Regions from separate parts of the Homo sapiens genome. Here region 2 is linked to region 1. A link is an interaction called in ENCODE POLR2A ChIA-PET data of the cell type or tissue named here. Cell type or tissue: OCI-LY7. All regions are shown on one strand. Each heading gives the region's core, and the rest is flanking DNA. Links, peaks and the distances in the headings are about the cores only. Region 1 overlaps MOV10L1 (Mov10 like RNA helicase 1). Region 2 overlaps MOV10L1 (Mov10 like RNA helicase 1).

What was found. ChIA-PET counts read pairs that join two places held together with the same protein. Peaks named below come from ENCODE experiments on the same cell type or tissue, not always from the same donor. Only the 100,000 strongest peaks of a DNase experiment are listed, where the experiment ranks them.
Region 2: POLR2A ChIA-PET joins it to region 1 with 8 read pairs; 7 of 35 experiments call an interaction of 5 or more read pairs at or near these places.

Annotation. Positions count from the first base shown.
Region 1 is chr22:50,099,433-50,103,817 of GRCh38, reverse strand. It overlaps MOV10L1 (Mov10 like RNA helicase 1), which reads right to left. Exons shown (of 27, transcript NM_018995.3): 3 at 4,216-4,375. Among named protein-coding and RNA genes, the nearest start is that of MOV10L1, 12 kb to the right of the region's middle. In OCI-LY7, for the core only: CTCF peaks have their summits at 489 and 690; DNase peaks (open chromatin) are centred at 667, 1,487, 1,797 and 2,256; H3K4me3 peaks cover 1,040 bases; H3K27ac peaks cover 2,862 bases.
Region 2 is chr22:50,154,926-50,159,310 of GRCh38, reverse strand. It overlaps MOV10L1 (Mov10 like RNA helicase 1), which reads right to left. Exons shown (of 27, transcript NM_018995.3): 23 at 1,105-1,254. Among named protein-coding and RNA genes, the nearest start is that of PANX2, 14 kb to the left of the region's middle. In OCI-LY7, for the core only: no CTCF peak of the experiment used is centred there; no DNase peak of the experiment used is centred there.

The DNA.
Region 1 (4,385 bases), core at 287-4,286:
TTTGGGGACTGCTGCTCTAAGTGGATGCACAAACTGGTATAACTTGAAAATAATGAAATCACCTGATGTGTGACCCAGCTGGGTGCTGCGGCCACACGGACTACAATAAGAACCTGTGAAACCTTGATCTCACCATAGACTACTCAGTGCTCAACTGGGAATGAAGAGGGCCGGGACAGAGCCACCACATGCTCGCAGCTCAGACCCCACCTTCAGGCCAGTGGATCCTACCTGGGGGCTATTCTGTCCTCAGGGGCCATTTGATGGCATCTGGACATGCTCTAGGTTGTCATAACATGGCCAGGGTAGGATGCAGCTAAACAGCCTCCAGTGCCCAAGACAAGCCCCACCACAGAGAGTGCTTCAGCCTAGATGTTGGAGCGCTGAGGATGAGAAACTGTGCTTCAGCTAAATGTCCAATTCAATTTTAGCTGCCTTCATCCAAATGGCAGAGGGTTTACCAGACATTCGTGTATAAAACAACCTGAGCCCCACCACTGATGTTAAGAATTCCCATCTCACATGTGTTGTCTACAAACCTCAGGAGCAGGCCAGGGCTGGGGGACAGTGCTGTTCAAACATGCACAAGCACGGTCTCTTCCTCCAGTCACGTGCCCCAGCACGCTGTCCACATTTGCTCCCTCCCACGCTACAACCACGTGTTCCCCTCTGCTGCCCTCGTGTGTCAGACCTCACCTAGGTAACCTCAGAGGGTTGTGTTTAGGACAGAACCTGACCCAGGCCGGCTGGCATTACCTGGACCCTCCTCCCGCCACACCTGTGACCCGCTCAGCTCTGCCCTAGCCTCAAGGCTACACGCAGGAAGGAACTCCAAACCACCCACTCTAGTCCTCTGACACGACCCTGGACAGTTGCTGCAGAGCAGAAGATGTTAATTACTTTTTCTTTTTTTTTTTGAGAAGGAGTTTTGCTCTGTCGCCCAGGCTGGAGTGCAGTGGTGTGATCTTGGCTCACCGCAACCTCTGCCTCCCAGGTTCAAGCGATTCTCCTGCCTTAGCCTCCAGAGTAGCTGGGATTACAGGCATGCACCACCACGCCCAGCTAATTTTGTATTTTTAGTAGAGACGGGGTTTCTCCATGTTGGTCAGGCTGGTCTCCAACTCCCAACCTCAGGTGATCCGCCCGCCTCAGCCTCCCAAAGTGCTGGGATGACAGGTGTGAGCCACTGTGCCAGGCCTGATGCTAATTATTTTCTTTGTTCACTTGCTTACTGTCTGTTCTCTCAAAATGCGAATTCTCTGAAGCAGTGTCTAGCACAGCAAGCACTCTAATAATTTGTTGAATTAACGTCAAGAAGGAAACAGCATCTTCTGACTCTCCCACAAGCAAATGAAAAATTTAGCATAATTCTTCCTTTTGCCACCTTTAGGTCAGAAGTTATAAATAAAGTTTTATGAGGACACAGCCGCACCTTTTGCTCATGTACAGCTATGTCTGCTTTCAGCTACGTGGTACGACCATCCTGTGGGGAGGAGCTTTGAAGGAGACGGTGCTTGACCGGTTTGCTGATCTCATTAGATACTCTGTATCAGCCTTTTTGCACATTGTATTTTCTCTTTCAAAAAAGTTCTTTTGCTGTGGTCCTTAGGTTTTGTGATTGTGTTCACAGCAATTCTGACATGTCTGAGTGTGACTCTCTCAGCCTCAAGAGGACCTGACTTTGCCTCACTTGAGGTTTTTTATACTGGGAAATCCCTTGGCCTGGGCTCCGGATCCCTGCCCATCTTTATTACTCAGGGGACACCTTCTCTTCTCTGCCCCATCAACATCTGCAACATCAAACATTTCTGGTTTTCTTCCTCTTGAGCCATTTCCTGGCGACACCCCTGAGAGGGGCTTCCTGTTAGCAGGGTTGAGGGGCCTCCATGATTATAGGCGCCTTTCCCCAGAACTGAGCGTTTCTCTGGCAGCACAGAGATTCTAAAATCCCAATAGACACCTATCAATTTCATCTTGGGGATCCCAGGGTTAACAACCAAGGTCAAGGCTGGGCACAGTGGTTCATGCCTATAATCCCAGCACTTTGGGAGGCCGAGGTGGGTGAATCACCTGAGGTCAAGAGTTCGAGACCAGCCTGACCAACATGGCGAAACCCCGTGTCTACTAAAAATACAAAAATTAGCCAGGTGTGGTGGCACACAGCTGTAGTCCCAGCTACTCAGGAAGCTGAGGCAAGAGAATTGCTTGAATCCAGGAGGTGGAGGTTACAGTGAGCCACCACTGCACTCGAGCCTGGGCAACAAGAGCGAAACTCTGTCTCAAACAAAGAAAAAAAAAACAAAACCCACAAAAGGTCAGGCGCAGTGGCTCATGCCTGTAATCCCAGCACTTTGGCAGGTGGATCACAAGGTCAGGAGATCGAGACCATCCTGGCTAACACATTGAAACCCCGTCTCTACTAAAAATACAAAAAATTAGCCAGGTGTGGTGGCGGGCACCTGTAGTCCCAGCTATTCAGGAGGCTGAGGCAGGAGAATGGCATGAACCTGGAAGGCGGAGCTTGAAGTAAGCCAAGATTGTGCTACTGTACTCCAGCCTGGGAAACAGAGGAAGATTCCGTCTCAAAACAAAAACAAAAACACACATACACATAAAAACCAAGGTGAAAAAGAGTGAGACAGCAGCTTCCTGGTGGGCAGAGCTACCCCCCAGACCTCCCACCCCCCAGCTTAAAGCAGAAAACTTCTATTCATCTTCCAACAGGCAGTGCTGTGGGCTGTGCAAATGGACTTCAGCTCAGAAGCCACTTCCCCAGGCAGCTTTTCCAATTCCTGCCCTACCACAATGTATGCACAGGTCTGTTTCTCCTGGGAAAGAAGAAACAGACCTGAGTATGGAGTCCAGCTCCGTCTTCACCACCATAGGCAGCAGGAGTAGAGTAAACCGCTGCTGAGTTCAGCTCAGTCAATGACATCGACATATTCTTTCTTTAGGTATAAAAACAAATCCTTTGATCAGCCAAAAACAAATGCAATAAAAAATGGATATATAAAGCCGGGAGTGGTGGCTCACGCCTGTAATCCCAGCACTTTGGGAGGCCAAGGCGGGCAGATCACAAGGTCAGGAGTTCAAGACCAGACTGGCCAACATGGTGAAACCCTGTCTCTACTAAAGACACAAAAAGTTAGCCTGCTGTGGTGGTGGGCACCTGTAGTCTCAGGAGGCTGAGGCAGGAGAATCGCCTGAACCCAGGAGGCGGAGGTTGCAGTAAGCTGAGATCGTGCCACTGCACTCCAGCCTGGGCGACAGGGTGAGACTCCATCTCAAAAAAAAGAAAGAAAGAAAGAAAGAAAAAGGATATATACTTTAGGAAACGTACAATGTCATCCCCAAGCCCTATTTTAAAACATCTAAAGTACTTTAAATAGTACCTCAGCATGCCAGTAACACTAACTTAGATCATAACACTATAATTATATGGAAGCAACAACTACCCAGAAATTACTGACTGCATTTAACAAATGAACACAAAACACATAAAAGCACAAGTTTAAACAGTGACCTGGCTGGGTGTGGTGGCTCATGCCTGTAATCCCAGCACTTTAGGAGGCCGAGGCAGGTGGATCACCTAAGGTCAAGAGTTCGAGACCAGCCCGGCCAACCTGATGAAACCCCATCTTTACTAAAAATACAAAAAATTAGCTGGGCATGGTGGTGCACACCTGTAATCCCAGCTACTCAGGAGGCTGAGGCAGGAGAATCAATCAAACCCAGGAAGCAGAGGTTGCAGTGAGCTGAGATCATACCACTGCACTCCAGCCTGGGCAACAGAGTGAGACTCCATCTCGAAAAACAAAAACAAAAACAAAAACAAAAAAAACAAAACAGTGACCTGGTGCCCTCTCCCATAGTCCACTCAATATCCAAGAGCCTCTGTGTGAAGCCAGCACCTGGAGAAGCTACTCTAATCCCGAAACCCTCTCAACAAACAAAGCATGCCCAAAACTGATCCCTTCAATGTTGTGTGTAGCCATCACAAATATAGACACAGGGTTGTGTTCTGTCACCCAGGCTGGAGTGTAGTGGCTGGATCATAGCTCACTGCAGCCTCCAACTCCTGGGCTCAAGCGATCCTCCTGTCTCAGCCTGACAAAGTGCTGGGATTATAGGCATGAGCCACCGTGCCTGGTCCATAACAATTCTTTAAAAGACAAAACCTAATTTTCAATGTGGAACACAGACCCCTGAGCATACCTTCGCACACACTCTCCAGAGAGAAGTAGGTGGTCTGACTGATACAGCCTGCGCCCTCCACCAGGGAAGTCACACAGCCAATCAACACTCGGGGGCCGCAGTCTGAGGGACTCCCATGGTTTCTGCTGTCGTCTTCCCACTTATCAGAGACAGCTTCTACCTGTAAAACA
Region 2 (4,385 bases), core at 69-4,068, 56 kb before region 1:
CCATCTCTTTACACATCACAGCATAAACCAAATATTGGCCAAGGTGCAATATTGTTTTTTAATTCTTTATTGCTTTCTTCTAATCTGAATTGATTAGAACACAAATTGCAGTTTTAGTTAAACTGGGGACGGGGGACAATGCTTACTAGGAAAGCCAAGTTTCATGTGGAAAATCCTCCCTCCCCACAAGCACATATCAAGGATGGAGGAAATCCTTCAGGAGAAACGAGATGCATGTCTGATGCTTAGAGCTGAGGATGGCAGCTCTAAGCTGGATGTCTCAGCAGGATGGCACCTACAAGCTGAGGTTAAGACACCAGGACACTGGCTGTGTGATGTCTGGCAACTTACTTGTCTCCATAAGCCTTCGTAATCTCTGTACCTCTGGGAGAACTAAGCACTCACCTCTCGAGTCCCCGAGGTCAGAAAAAAGGAAACATAACATCTTTGACGGGCTCTGCGGTCAGCACACGCGCGGTACAGGTGATCTGTTACTGTGATGGCCTAGGGGACTCACCTTTTCTTCTGTATTTTGGGGGTTCTTTCCAAGTTCTGCTTGGTGGTGTGAACACCACAGGGACACATGCTTCATGAATGAAACCTGGTGTTCGGCATGGGAGGCACCTGTGTCCCCACCAGAGCTCCAGAGCCACTGTGAACGTGTGGAGATGCTTCCTGGGACCAGCCCCTGGGGCCTGGGGACGCTAACTCTCCTATAATCACATCACAGAGTCATACGAAATGAGAAGCGTCCCATTCAAATATACCCAAAGTGCCCCCTTTGAGAAACACTGGGTTAGAGCTGGGGGTTGGCAAATGTTTTCCCAAAGGGCCAAATATCAAGGGACATATAAATGTAACCATTTAGAAATGTAAAAACTGTTCGAGGCTCTGGCCGTAGAAAAGCTGGCAGCTGCCCGGAACTGGCCCATGGATGGCAGTTGGGTGACCTCTCATGTTGAACGACATTCAAGTGCGGTCCTGCCCCTTTAAAAACCTGCTGCTGCTCACAAGGAGCTTGTTCCTGCCTCTGTGGAGCTGCAGGAGCCAAGGAGCAGGGCTGCAGGGACCTCACAGAACCAGGCGTGCCTGGGCAGGGCGTACCTGCTTCCGGTAGGGCGTGATGACGCCAATGTCGCTGGCAGACACCTGACTGGAGATGCTGTGGGCCAGGAGGCAGCAGTAGCGCAGGACCTGGACGGCCTCGGCCGGGTTGAACCACGATGGGCTTTTTCCCTCCCGTGCCTCGCTGCCCTGGGTTGATGAGGAGAGAAAACCTACTTTACTTCATGAATATTCACCAGAAGGCTACAATCCAGGAGCTGAAGTCGGTGCTGGGAATACACACTGAATATGACAGAATAAATCCCTGCTCTCGTGCAGAACTTACATGTGAGCAGGGCAGATGGCATATGTTAAATGATGAAATGGCTCACAGTCATGCTAAACGCTACAGAGGAGGACGGGTCACAGGAGTCCGCCACTCAGGTCTGAGCCCCGGAGTGGAGGGCTGGCTGGTATTTCTGATCTTTTTTTTTTTTTTTTTTTTGATATTAGACCTTTGATATAGCTACTTCTCATCTTGAAAATACTCTTCCTTAGAAAACATTAATGAGATATACTGACATAAAAGACAGACATATAGATCAACAGGGTAGAACGGAGAACTTAGAAATAAACCCTCGAATATACGGCCAGATGACTTCTGACAAGGGTGCCAGGACAGTTTTTCAACCAACGCTGCTGGAAAAACTAGAGAGCCACACGGAAAGGATGAAGACGGACCCTCACCTGACACCACCTGGAAACAGAAACTCAAGGTGGATCGAAGATTTAAACCCAAGACCTAAATCCATAAAATTCTTGGAGGAAAACAGGGAAAAAGCCCCACGACATTAGGTTTGGCAATGACTTCTTGGATACGACACCAAAGCCACTGGCAATAACTAAAAGGGATATGCTGGACTACATCCAAATGGAAAATGTCTGGGCATCAACGGACGCAATCAACAACGTGAAAAGATAGTCTGCGGAGGGGGGAGAAAACCTTTGCAAATAGTATATAAGAAGTTAATATCCAAAACTACGAGGAAGTCTTAAATTCACTGACAAAAAGCGACCCAATTAAATATGGGCAAAGGACCTGAATTCTCCAAAGGAGACATACAAATGGCCAACAGGTACATGAAAAGCTGCTCAATGTCACAAATCATTAGGGAAATGCAAATCAAAACTACAGTGAGCTACACCTCACTCCCACTAAGATGGCTACTATAAAACAACCCAGAAAATAAGTGGTGGTGAGGATGTGGGGAAACTGGAACCCTGCGGCACTGTTGGTGGGGTGTGGAATGCTGCAGTTACTGTGGAAAGCAAGATGATGGTTTCTCAAAAAATTAAGACTAGAATTACCAACAATTCCACTTCCGGGTATGTACCCATGACGACTGAAAGCAGGGTCTCAAATAGATATCTGTACACCCGTTGTAGCAGCACTACTTACAATAGTCAAATGTCTGCAGCCCAAGTGTCCACTGATAGATGAACTGATACGCCAAGTATGGTGTATACACACAATACAATGCTACTCAGCCCCCAAAAGGGAGGAAATTCTGACACACACCACAACATGGATGAACCTTGAGGACATGATGCTCAGTGCAATAAGCCGGTCACAGAAGGACAAACACTCCATGATTAATTCCACTTGTATGAAGTACCTAGAACACCTGAATTCATACAGTCAGAAAGTAGAATGGTGGCTGCTAGGCACTGCAGGGAAGAAAGTTACTGTTTCATGGGTATAGAATTTTAATACTGCAAGATAAAAGTTCTGGAGACTGCAAAACAATGTGAATATACTTAACACTATTAAACTTTACACTTAAAAATGGAGTCCAGGCGTGGTGGCTCACGCCTGTAATCCCAGCACTTTGGGAGGCCGAGGTGGGCAGATCACTTGAGGTCAAGAGTTCGAGACCAGCCTGGCCAACATGGTGAAACCCCGTCTCTACTAAAAATACAAAAATTAGCTGGGCGTGGTGGGGCATGCCTGTAGTCCCAGCTGCTTGGGAGGCTGAGGCATAAGAACTGCTTGAACATGGGAGGCGGAGGTTGCAGTGAGCCAAGATCATGCCACTGTACTCCAGCCTGGGTGACAGAGTGAGACAACTGTCTAAAAAAAAAAAAAAGTTTTTAACATGACAAATTTTATATTATGTGTACATTTATTTATGAATGAATGAATGAATGAATGAATGAGACAGGGTTTCACTCTGTCGCCCAGACTAAAGTGCCAGGGCATGATCACAGTTCACTGCAACCTCAACCTCTCCAGGCTCAGGTGATCCTCCCACCTCAGCCTCCTGAGTAGCTGGGACCACAAGTGTGCACCACCATGACCGGATAATTTTTGTATTTTTTGTAGAGACAGGGTCTTGCTATGTTGTCCTGGCCGTTCTTGAACTCCTGGGCTCAAGCAATCTGCCTGCCTTGGCCTCCCACATCCGGCCCTAGAATTTAAAAAAGTGACCACCAGGCGGGGTGCGGTGGCTCACGCCTGTAATCCCAGTACTTTGGGAGGCCAAGGCGGGCAGATCATGACGTCAGGAGTTCGAGACCAGCTGGGCCAACATGGTGAAACCCCGTCTCTACTAAAAATACAAAAATTAGCCGGACGTGGTGGCAGGCACCTGTGGTCCCAGATCCTTGGGAGTCTGAAGCATGAGAATTGCTTGAAACTGGGAGGCAGAAGTTGCAGTGAGCCAAGATTGCACCACTGCACTCCAGCCAGGGTGACAGAACAAAACCCTGTCTCAAAACAAAACAGATAAACAAAAACCCCAAAAAGTCACCACCAGATAAAGCAGTAAAAATACGAAAATTAGTTGGACGTGGTGGCAGGCGCCTGTAGTCCCAGCTACTTGGGAGGCTGAGGCACGAGAATCGCTTGAACCTGGAAGGCGGAGGTTGCAGTGAGCCGAGATGGCGCCACTGCACCCCAGCTGGGGTGAAAGAGCAAAACTCTGTCTCAAAAAAAAAAAAAAACCCACAAAACAACCCCCAAAAAAGTGACCACCAGATAAAGCAGTAAGAATTAATTTTGCTGTTGTTGTTAAACCATTAACTTACTCATTTATTGTAAATAATAAGTGACTGAAGAAACTTAAAAGATTAATGGGATGGAAACTTATAGCAGAAACTTCTAAACTGAGAAACAATTCAATGAATAGCAACCAATCAACTAGAAAAAATCAGGAAATAAAATGACTAAGAAAGATAAAGAAGAAATCATGTGAAATCACTATAGACTGGGCTGATTTATGTCACTAAAAGCAAACTGACTCCCAAAATGGATTAAATATAAAAACCTAGCTGCTCCTAAG